2 separate regions of the Homo sapiens genome follow, and region 2 is linked to region 1. Evidence: chromatin contacts called from ENCODE Hi-C data. All regions are on one chromosome and are shown on one strand. Each heading gives the region's core, a stretch centred on a gene start or an enhancer-like site at or near the end of the contact. The rest is flanking DNA. Distances are from core to core; before and after follow the strand shown.

Evidence for each region. Hi-C counts contacts between places; a loop is a spot of excess contacts on that map. Pooled maps may share reads with other maps.
Region 2: a map with no recorded cell type shows a loop between it and region 1 (16-fold over the local background). The contact joins the enhancer-like site here to the promoter of MTPN in region 1. A Hi-C loop is called at or near these places in 2 of 37 single-sample maps with no recorded cell type and 2 of 50 pooled maps.

The regions. Positions count from the first base shown.
Region 1 is chr7:135,974,623-135,979,399 of GRCh38, reverse strand. MTPN (myotrophin) reads left to right here and starts at 2,041. Exons shown (of 4, transcript NM_145808.4): 1 at 2,041-2,371. The coding sequence starts at 2,300.
Region 2 is chr7:139,913,764-139,918,540 of GRCh38, reverse strand. The region is part of intron 4 of TBXAS1 (thromboxane A synthase 1); the gene reads right to left. Among named protein-coding and RNA genes, the nearest start is that of TBXAS1, 87 kb to the right of the region's middle. RefSeq lists enhancers at 1,334-1,633, 1,536-2,735, 3,637-4,777. Within about 2 kb of position 2,125, at least 22 of the 41 ENCODE cell types and tissues checked have a DNase peak (open chromatin) inside an H3K27ac peak, as active enhancers do.

The sequences.
Region 1 (4,777 bases), core at 792-3,291:
GGGGATATGTGAGGGTGCAGGGAGTAGTAATAGTGAAGATGGCAAGAAATGAACAAATTTAAGACATATTTTGAAATATTTACTGATGGATTGAATAAGAGAAAAGTTGAGAATGGGAAGAGTGATTATGACTCCCATGTTTCTGGTTTTAGTGATAGGGTGGTTGGCAGCGCCATTTACAGAGATATGTGGGGGACAACTAGGTTTAACATCTACAGGAGACCAGATCCTATTCTGGACATGTTAAGTTTGAGAAATCCAAATGAGTAAGAAGTTAAATATAAGAATAGATCACATAGGAAAAGTCTAGTTAAAGATTTTTTTTTTAGATGATCTTGCTCTGTCACCCAGGCTGGAATGCAGTGGTGCCATCATAGCTTACTGTGGCCTCAAACTCCAGGGCTCAAGTAATCCTCCTGCCTCAGCTTCCCAAGTAGCTGGGAAGGCAGAAGTCCGCCACTGTACCCAACTAATTTTTTTAATCTTTGTGTTTTGTAGAGATGGTGTCTCATTTTGTTGCCCTGGCTGGTCTCCAACTCCTGGCTTCAAGCGATCTTCCAGCCTTGTCCTCCCAAGGTGCTAGGATTACAGGCATGAGCCACTGCACCCGGCCAAAGATATAAATCAAGAGCTCTCAGCATGATGTAACTCAGAAATCACACAGGTGGGAGTGTGTTGGAGAAGAGATGGAGATTCTAGGACTTGCCTAACAAATTCCCCCTTGAGATTTGTTTCCAGAAATCGTATCACTATTGGGTATGTGGATTTGTATTTCTAATTATCAGGGAGTAAAATTAACAAATGACAATCTAGGTAGATGTTAATATTTGGAGGGATTTCTTCTGATTTGAAACCCATTTGCTATTCTACTCTAAATGATAGCAAAAAAAAAAAAAATACATTTCCAAACACTATTGACATCCCCATTTTACACAAGTGGAAAACTGAAGCAGAAGGGGGTTCAGTAACTTGCCCAAGAAGACACAAAATTAGCAAGAAGTGGGACCTGTATCGCAAACTAAACAATTTGGCTCCAGAGTCTGTTTGGAACCCCTACACTGTACGGCAATGGTGGTAAAGTAGCTTAGTTAATGTGTTTAGTGGGTTACAAATAATAGATTATATATATGAGTTTTATATATAGTAATAGTTATATATGTATATATATTATACGTATATTTCTAGCTCCAATAAGAGCTTTTATTGGATCTATGTTCATGTGCGCATGCCTGGATCATTAGGGTTGTGAGGAACAATTCAAGTGGTAGCTATGCACTATGGCATTACAACTAAACCCTAGGAAGAACAGAACTGACTTCACCAGAACAGTCCTGAAGTTTCAAACCATTAAAAACAAACAGTAAATTTAAAAAACGCAAATTGTACTAGACAGTTTGGTTTGCTCCACTTTACGGCATCAAACTGAATGCCTGGACGTCATTTGCTGGTCAGGAAGATGAGTTAATTTTTTTTTTCCTGCCACACACTTAAGTTTTTTGCTCCAGGGAACATTATACATAGTGTTAACACACTCAATTTACATTGTAGTTTTAGTGTTGAAGATTTCCTGGAGGGCAGGAATAGCGTTATTCCATCGTTTTTAGCCCAGTCAGACTGGATGACGGAGAGAGGGAGGGGTGAAAAGGAGGGAGGGAAGGGGAAAAGGCAAGGAAGAAGGAATTCAAATTAAACACTCTTCCTATACATTTTTAGAAGCTGAGCAAGATGCCCTCCAAGATTATGTTTTTTAAAAAGTAAAGTTTTTCCCATTAATGGTGGTGCAGAAGCGTCCTAATCCCATCGAAAGTACTCTCACTCTTCCTCCATTCGCTGTCTTGACCTCCCCCGGGCCTCCTTCATTCTGCCTCCCAGTCCCGCCCACTTGTCGCCGGCTCCTACCCTCCACTCTAGCCTTCCCGGCAGCCTGTACATTGCGCATGCGCACTAGTGGCGTTCGCGCCGCGGACCCAGAGAGAGGCGTTCCGCGGAGGAGAAGAGGAAGAGGAAGTTGGGGGAGGGTCCTAGCGGGGAGTGAACCGGAAGTGTAAAGGTTCCTGCCTCTCCTCGGCCAGGCGGAACCTCTCTGCTGGGCCCGGTGGCCGCAAAAGAACTTTCTTTCTCCCGCCCGAACGGTCGCCGCGGCCAACTGCCTCGCCCGCCTGGCAGCCTAACCCTCCTTCTCTTCTTCTCCTCTCCGGCTTCGCGCGGCCCTGCCTCCCTCTCGCCCGGCGGCATCCGCTTGCTGCTGCCACCGCCTCCTCATCTTCTGCCCGGCCAACCGGCCTGCCCCGCTGCAGTGATGTGCGACAAGGAGTTCATGTGGGCCCTGAAAAACGGAGACTTGGATGAGGTGAAAGACTATGTGGCCAAGGTAAGCGGGGATGAGAAGAGTAGGCGAGAACACGGAGGTGGGCTGGAGATGAGGCTGAGGAAGCTGATGGGAGCTGGACTGCGGGGATGGGGGTGGGCGGGAGGAGAGACTTCCTGGGTGGAGGCGGCACCAAGGAGAGAGGGGCGTCTAGGGAGGAGCTAAACTGAAAGAAGGGTCCAGGTAACTTGGTAGCGTTCTGTGTCAGGTAACTGCTGCGTTAATACAGTTAGGCGCTACCTGACTTCCTGGCCTCTTGGGGGAGGGGAGGAGTGGTGTCTGGCTCATCCAGAGTTTCTTCTGCGCACTGATCATTTGAGTTTGGCCCTCTTCTACACCAAAGTTACTTAAACCTTTCTTTGAATGAGGTAATTCTCCATCTTGGACTTACCCATTACTAAATGAAGTAACCTAAGTAATTAGGATCAGAGGAACATGTTTTTTAACTCTCGGCCTGGTGTGAAGTTGAAGAATTCATTGACCGTGAAAAGAGTACCGAAAATAGAAATAGTTAAAATTCTGAAACTGAGTATCACTTCACTGTGGTGTCTTAACTTTGGGTGTGGCCTTTTTCCTTTCCCCCACCACAACAAATACATATTTGCTTCAAGTGGTAAGGTTGTCAACTGGCATCTGGGAATGTTTAAGGTATCTGAATAGTTTTTAAACAAGCATGTTAACTTCAGTTATTCCATTCTTCTCCCTGATTTCACCTGAAATGCTTACATGTGTAGTAAATAGCAATGCAGTTTAGTGGCAGTGTATTTGGGGGGTAAAATCATGATGAAGAAAGACAAACTCAAACCTCAGCCCCAAATATAAAACTGAATCGACATTGTGGCAGAGTGGGAAACTTAAAATTCCAAGCTAGCCTGTCTTTCCATCCTGAAACTGTGCCTTTGTAATTATGAGAGAACTTAACATGTGATTTTAATTTAGTGATAATCTAAAATGAATCTTCCAAAACAAGTATAATTTTATGACAACCACGGATGGCATCTTGCTCACCTTCTAAAAGTGTGAGAACCCAGTCTAGATTTTAACTCTTCAAAGAATAGGACCTGACCTGGGTTTTTGCTTCAGAGGCTGTGTTAGGAAGCAAGTAAGCGAAGCAGTTTCTTAAAACTTACAGGATTGTGCAAGGCAAACTGCTGAAGGTTTTTACTTTATTTAATGCCATTACAATTTAGACTTTTTGGATGCTGCTTACCTGCTTAGTTTTTTGCAGTGGAGTTTTAGGACAGGCTGTCTTCTCGTCACTGCCTTCTCAGCTGGTAGCCAACTGAAACTTGACTTATTGGCTATTTCAATATAAAGCTAAAAGGTAGAAATTATTTGGTACACTTACCAGTGGTGGGACACTGCAATACTCTGGAAGTAAGTGGGCTTTTGTTTTCCTGTCATGGTGGAACCTAGGTTGTTTGATATACTTGAAATACAAAAAGTTGATTAAGTACTAACTGAACTTACAGCTACCAAAATAACACAATGTATTTAGTGTTTTCCTGACACATTATTTTATGTCATCCTTGTGAATACTGGGAAGTAAGTCCTATTATTGGTCCCATTTTACAGATTACTGAGATGCAGGATACTTAAGAAAAGTTATGGAGATGGTAAATTGTGAAGCAAGAACTAAATTGCTGACTCCAAAACTGAAACTCTTTAACTGCTCCACGCACTATCTCTCAGTCTAAGATCTAATTGTGAAAGCGTATCATACCAAGATTTCTAGTAGGACATTCCCAGGGTCCACATTCAGGCAGGTAAATTGTGCCCAAAGAATTCTCAACTACACAAAAATATTTATATGAAAATATATGCCAATAAAGATGGATTAATTTATTTCCAATTAGTTTTATAATTAGGTTAGGTTATCATGTTCAATTTGATTATTTTCCCTATATTACTACCGTAGCCTGTTCTTCATTAATGTAAAAAATTTGCATAAGAGGGAGGGTAGACATTCAGAAAAAGCAAAAGGGAGTATTGAAAGTTGGACTATCCAAAAAGATATGACTGTAACTGTAATGTAATCTGATGTACAGAGCATTGAGCTTTATCCTTTCTTAGTTTTGAAGATTTCATAAAGTATCTTTCACTTTGTTAATGAGAAATAATAACAAGAACTGAAGTTTATACTGACTCAGCTCCCTTACGGTGCCCATTTATACTTTCAGGTCCTTATTACAGTTTCTTCTGCCCCACAGCTGTCTTCCCTGCTTATTTATTGACTCACATTTTTCATCTACCAATTTGTGAACACTCACTTTTTGAGTTTCTGTAATGTGCATCTATCTGAGTAGGTGTGTACAAAGAAAATACTAAAGAAACACTTAGACCTGTCTAGTCTTCATTCTCAGGGGTGAGAGTCTATTTTAAAAACTCTCCTCAACATTCCTGTGAAGA
Region 2 (4,777 bases), core at 876-3,375, 3.9 Mb before region 1:
TTGCAGGAAACTCTCCAACAGATCTCAGCAGAGTTTCTGGCCAGAAGCAGTGTTCAAGAAGGACAAGGGTGTTCCTGATATTGCACTTGACATGCTTGGCTGCGAGAATAAATTTTCCTGAGGGGGCCTAAGAGGGGCTTGTTCCTTGTACCTGAAGCTCCAAGTGGCTCTATGGGACGCTGGTGGGACTCCGTGGCTCCCTGTGGCTGCCAACGGTCACGTGAACTGGGCACCAAACAGACCTTAGGGATTAGCTAGTCTAATGTATTTTACACAGGAGGAAATTGAGAATCAGGAGGTTAAAGGATTGTCTGAAGGCCACACAACTAATAAGAGGTAGCAAATCTGGAATCTGATTTCATTTCTTTAAACTAAAATCAAAGACATTTCACCATACTACTGAGCTATGGCTTAGAAGAGGGAAAATGGGAAGAAGAAAGGGAATGTCATAAGAAGGAGATTGGGGCGGAGAAAGACAGGGAGGATCAGGACTTAGTCACTTGATTTCCATGGAATGTTCTGGAATATATCCATTGAGAGATAAGAATTGATTTTATGGTTTATTTCTCTATTCTCATGCCTAAATTGTAGATATTAATCTCCTGGTTTACACACTTATTTCTACTTCTGCCACGACAAAAGTTAGGGAAATATGGCATAAATATCAGAGCAAGCTTTTACTAATTTCTTTTTGTTAAAAAAATATATAAAGATAGCTTCCTGCTGAACCAAGAGTCTAGTAAGACACAAAAATATGAAATCATTTTCAACAAGGTCTTGAAATTTTAGAAAAATCTCTGCAAGGCAGAGAGAAGTACATTTGAGCATTGAGAATCAACACCACTTAACACTATTCCTGTGTTCCCAAGGCATCACAAGACACTCAGTACTTTTAAAGATGTTAGAATTAAAACTTAGCTACCATGTTGGAAACGAAGCTCAGTGTGTTGTACTGATTAAATGTAATGCCATGGATCTGGCTTTTCTAGGACTTAGCCATGTCCAGACATTAGAAAAGCAGGTGAAATGGGAGACCTGCAGGGGACAGGCATCCCATTGCGACTGTCACCTGGGAATTCCAATGGGGCAGCCCATCCTGCAACAGGAAGCTTCCAGTTCAGATTGGAGGGTTTCCTATGCACAGCAAAGACCTTTCGCCATACCACTGGGCTATGGCTTAGAAGAGGGGGAAATTAAAAGAAGAAAGTGGGTGTTATAAGAAGAAGATTGCGGCAGAGAAGGAGACGGAGGTCACATAAAACAAAGAGGCCTCAAAATAGAGACGGGGGCAGGCAAATGAGGTTGCACACCTGTGTTTCTGGTTTCACTGCCCTCTGTAGTCTGTTTGTGCTTTCAGGAAGAACTTCTCCCTTGCTCAGAGCTGTAGACCCGTAATGTGAGTTGACCTTTCTCAAGAAATGCACAGCTAAAAAAAGTTGGCAAGGTTTGACTGAAGCCATGAGAGCTTCCCTAGGTCATGCATGGCAACCACTCTCACAAGTAAAATCTTGATGCACATGTTTGAACATCTGAGTGTCTTCATTTACTCAATGTTTGATTTAAGAGAAAGAGAACCAGGAACTCCAGGTGAACAGTTTTCAAAAACTGTCAGTGGTTACAGGTGTAGGAATGAGTTCAAGGGGGGCGGTTTTATGGCAAGTCTGCCAAGGGCCCCTCTCTCCTCAATGGATGCCAGCAGGCGGGTCCCTGTGGCCCCCGCACAAGGGCGTCTGACTCACCTGTAGCCCTGAATTGAGCTTTCCTTGCCAATTAGCTCTGCAATGAGCCAACATACTCTTTTCTTCCTTCGATAGGAGGCTGCTGCAGATACAGAGGACAGGAAGGTTTCCAGTGACTAATTTGCCTATAACTTTAGTCATCTTCACCAATGCCAAGGAGTTTGTGGTTTCACAGTGACTCATCCTGCAATGTTCACAGCTGTGTGGAGAGCGAGTGAAGCAGCCCCTGAGAGGCTGAACCTGGGGCAGCCAGGGTGCCGGGTATTGATGGTTCGGGATAAAACCACCCACCACGTCCATCACATGGCTTTGGACGTGACTCTTGTGTGTCAGTGGTGTGGCTCGACCTGTGCCTGGAGAGGTGACCTCTGTGTTGCTCATGAGGACCTGAGAGATGGCACTCCATACTGCCACTCCAGACCAGAACCCACATCTCCAAAGCACTAGGCTTAGTGTTTTGACACATCCCTGACATGCCTATCTGACCAGACCAAGCTAACATGGGCCAAAGACTGGCTTACCTCTTATCACCCTTCCCACAGCTCCCTAACTCTAGGCCTTGATAGGAGGCCAAGAACAAGAAGTTCTGCCTCTGGTTGTGACCATTTCTGCTGAGTCATGTGGACTCAGCTCCATTTTCCACAGATATTTAAAAAAGAGCTGCCCTATGGTTTCATTAGGTACCGTACCTGACAGCAAAGAAGAGCTCATTGAAAATATCTAAATAGAAACATCCGAGTCCTGATGTACCAGGACGACTGAGCTTCTATAAGTGCCAAGAAGATTGATTTGGGTTTAATGATAAGCTGTGGTTGCACCATCATGGAGCAGTTTCAGGAAGCACTGAGGACATTGATAGAGACCTACAAGGTCCACGTGGAAAATGAGCAAGATGAAGCAGAGACATTGCACAGACTCCAGAGGCCCAAAAACTGTGAATGGGAAAGCATGACATTAAGAACTGCCGCTCCGGATCCAACCCACAGTCTGCTCCAGCCAGTGTTCTGGAGTTTGGAAAAGAATATTTCACAGGATGATATTTGAATTCACACATTTGTTCAATGTTGTTGTATGTCAGGGAGCTCCCTGTTGCATCACCCCCACCTCCAGTGAATATGCTCTATGGATCCCTCATGGGATGCTTACGGCTCATGTCAAATTTCAGAGCTAAATCCAGCTTCCCAAATCAGGGCCCTTCTCCACCAGGCTGTCCAGGGACAAAACTCAACGTAACTCAAGCCTGAATTTGTGAGCAGACATGGGCTCTCCCTGTTGGAGAATGAGAGCATGCATTATTTAAATTCCTTTTCACTTAATTTATCAAACTAATATGCCGAGGTATTTTCTGTATCACAAGGGACCGTTTGGTAGCAGCCTGCATGGAGTAAGCATTTAATGTTTACCGAGTGAATGTATAATAAAGCTGAATTGCTGAACGCTTAAGTAAACATGGCCTATTAGAGGGAAGGCAACGTGGTGTCAGTAAGGAGAAATCACGTCTCACTAATCTCCTTGAGTTCTTTGAGCAGATAAATAAGCATATGGATAAGAGGGAACCACAGAACCCAATTTAATTTGACTTTCAAAAACCTGTGAGAAAATCCCACTTTAAAGACTGTTTTTTAAAAAATTGAGTCACTAAGGGTTGTTTTACCATCGATATGGAATTGGCTTAAAGACCATAAACAAAGCTACACATAAGTGGATGCATTCCCAGATGGAAAACTATAAACACTGGGATTTCCTGGAGATCTTATCTATGATGGGTCTTTTTACGTGTTTGTGAATGACCGAGACGAAGAAGACTATATTGCAACTCCAGGTTCAAGTAATACCTCATTCTTCTGGGAGGAATGTCAAGTTGATGGAAATTCCATTCAGTTGGAACAAGAATATATTGGATGCTGAAGAGTCAATATGTGTTTATGTCATGGGGTTTAAAAAAAATACAAGATACAGTTCTTGGCCTTAAAGAGCTAATAATCAAGCTAGAGTGAAAGCCATATCCTCCTTCACTGTAAATACTGGAAGGCACAAGGGGATCAACTGTGACAACGAGTGACACACATGGTGAGCGCTGCCAGAGTTCAGGGAAGGGGAAAAGTGCATGTGGATGGAGGCAGGGAAGGCTTCCTGGAGGAGGCAGTATCTGAGGAGTGTCTTGAAGAACAGCAAGAGTTTGGATGGGTGTGGAAGAGGTGGAGGGTTTTCTTGTGAGAAGCAGTAATGTGTCACCTGCCAAGTACTGTGTAGAGGGAGAGGTTATATGCATGATCCCATGTGGCTTTATGACAGCCCAGTAAGGTGGATCATATCCCCCAACTCCAGGCCTTGAGAGGAGGCCAAGAATAAGAAGTTCTGCCACTGGTTGTGACCATTTCTGCTGAGTCATGTTGATTCAGCTCCACTTTCCATGGATATTTTTAAAAAGAGCTGCCCCAGCTCTTTTTTAAGTTAAGAAATGTGGCCAGGTACAGTGGCTCAGGGCTATAATCCCAACAATTTGGGAGGCCAAGGTGAGAGGATCACCTGAGGCCAGGAGCTCGAGACTAACCTTGGCGACATAGTAAGACCCCCATCTCTGCCAAATTTTTTTTTTTTAAAATTAGCCAGGCATGGTGGCACACACATGCAGTCCCAGCTACCTAGGAGGCTGAGGTGGGAGGATCACTTGGGCCCAGGAGTTTGAGGCTGCAGTGAGCTCTGATCACACCACTGAACTCCAGCCTGGGTGACAGAGCAAGACCGTGTCTCCAAAAAAAAAAAAAAAAAGATATGTGCTCAAGCTCACGTCATAATCAATATGAGCCCCACTGTTACACTGCCTTCAATTCTGAGGCAGTGTCAGCGTGAGCAAGGCAGAGGTCAGGTCTCTCCAGAGCAGGTGAGGGTGAGCAGGGAGAGGCTGGAGTGACGATTTGTATTGGGGAGCAGTGAGAGACAGGGTGGAGCACACACAATGGATCTAAGACACAAGGGCCCTTAAATATCGTCTAGGGAACTTGAACTTAGTCCTGAAGGCTTAATCCTGTGCTGAG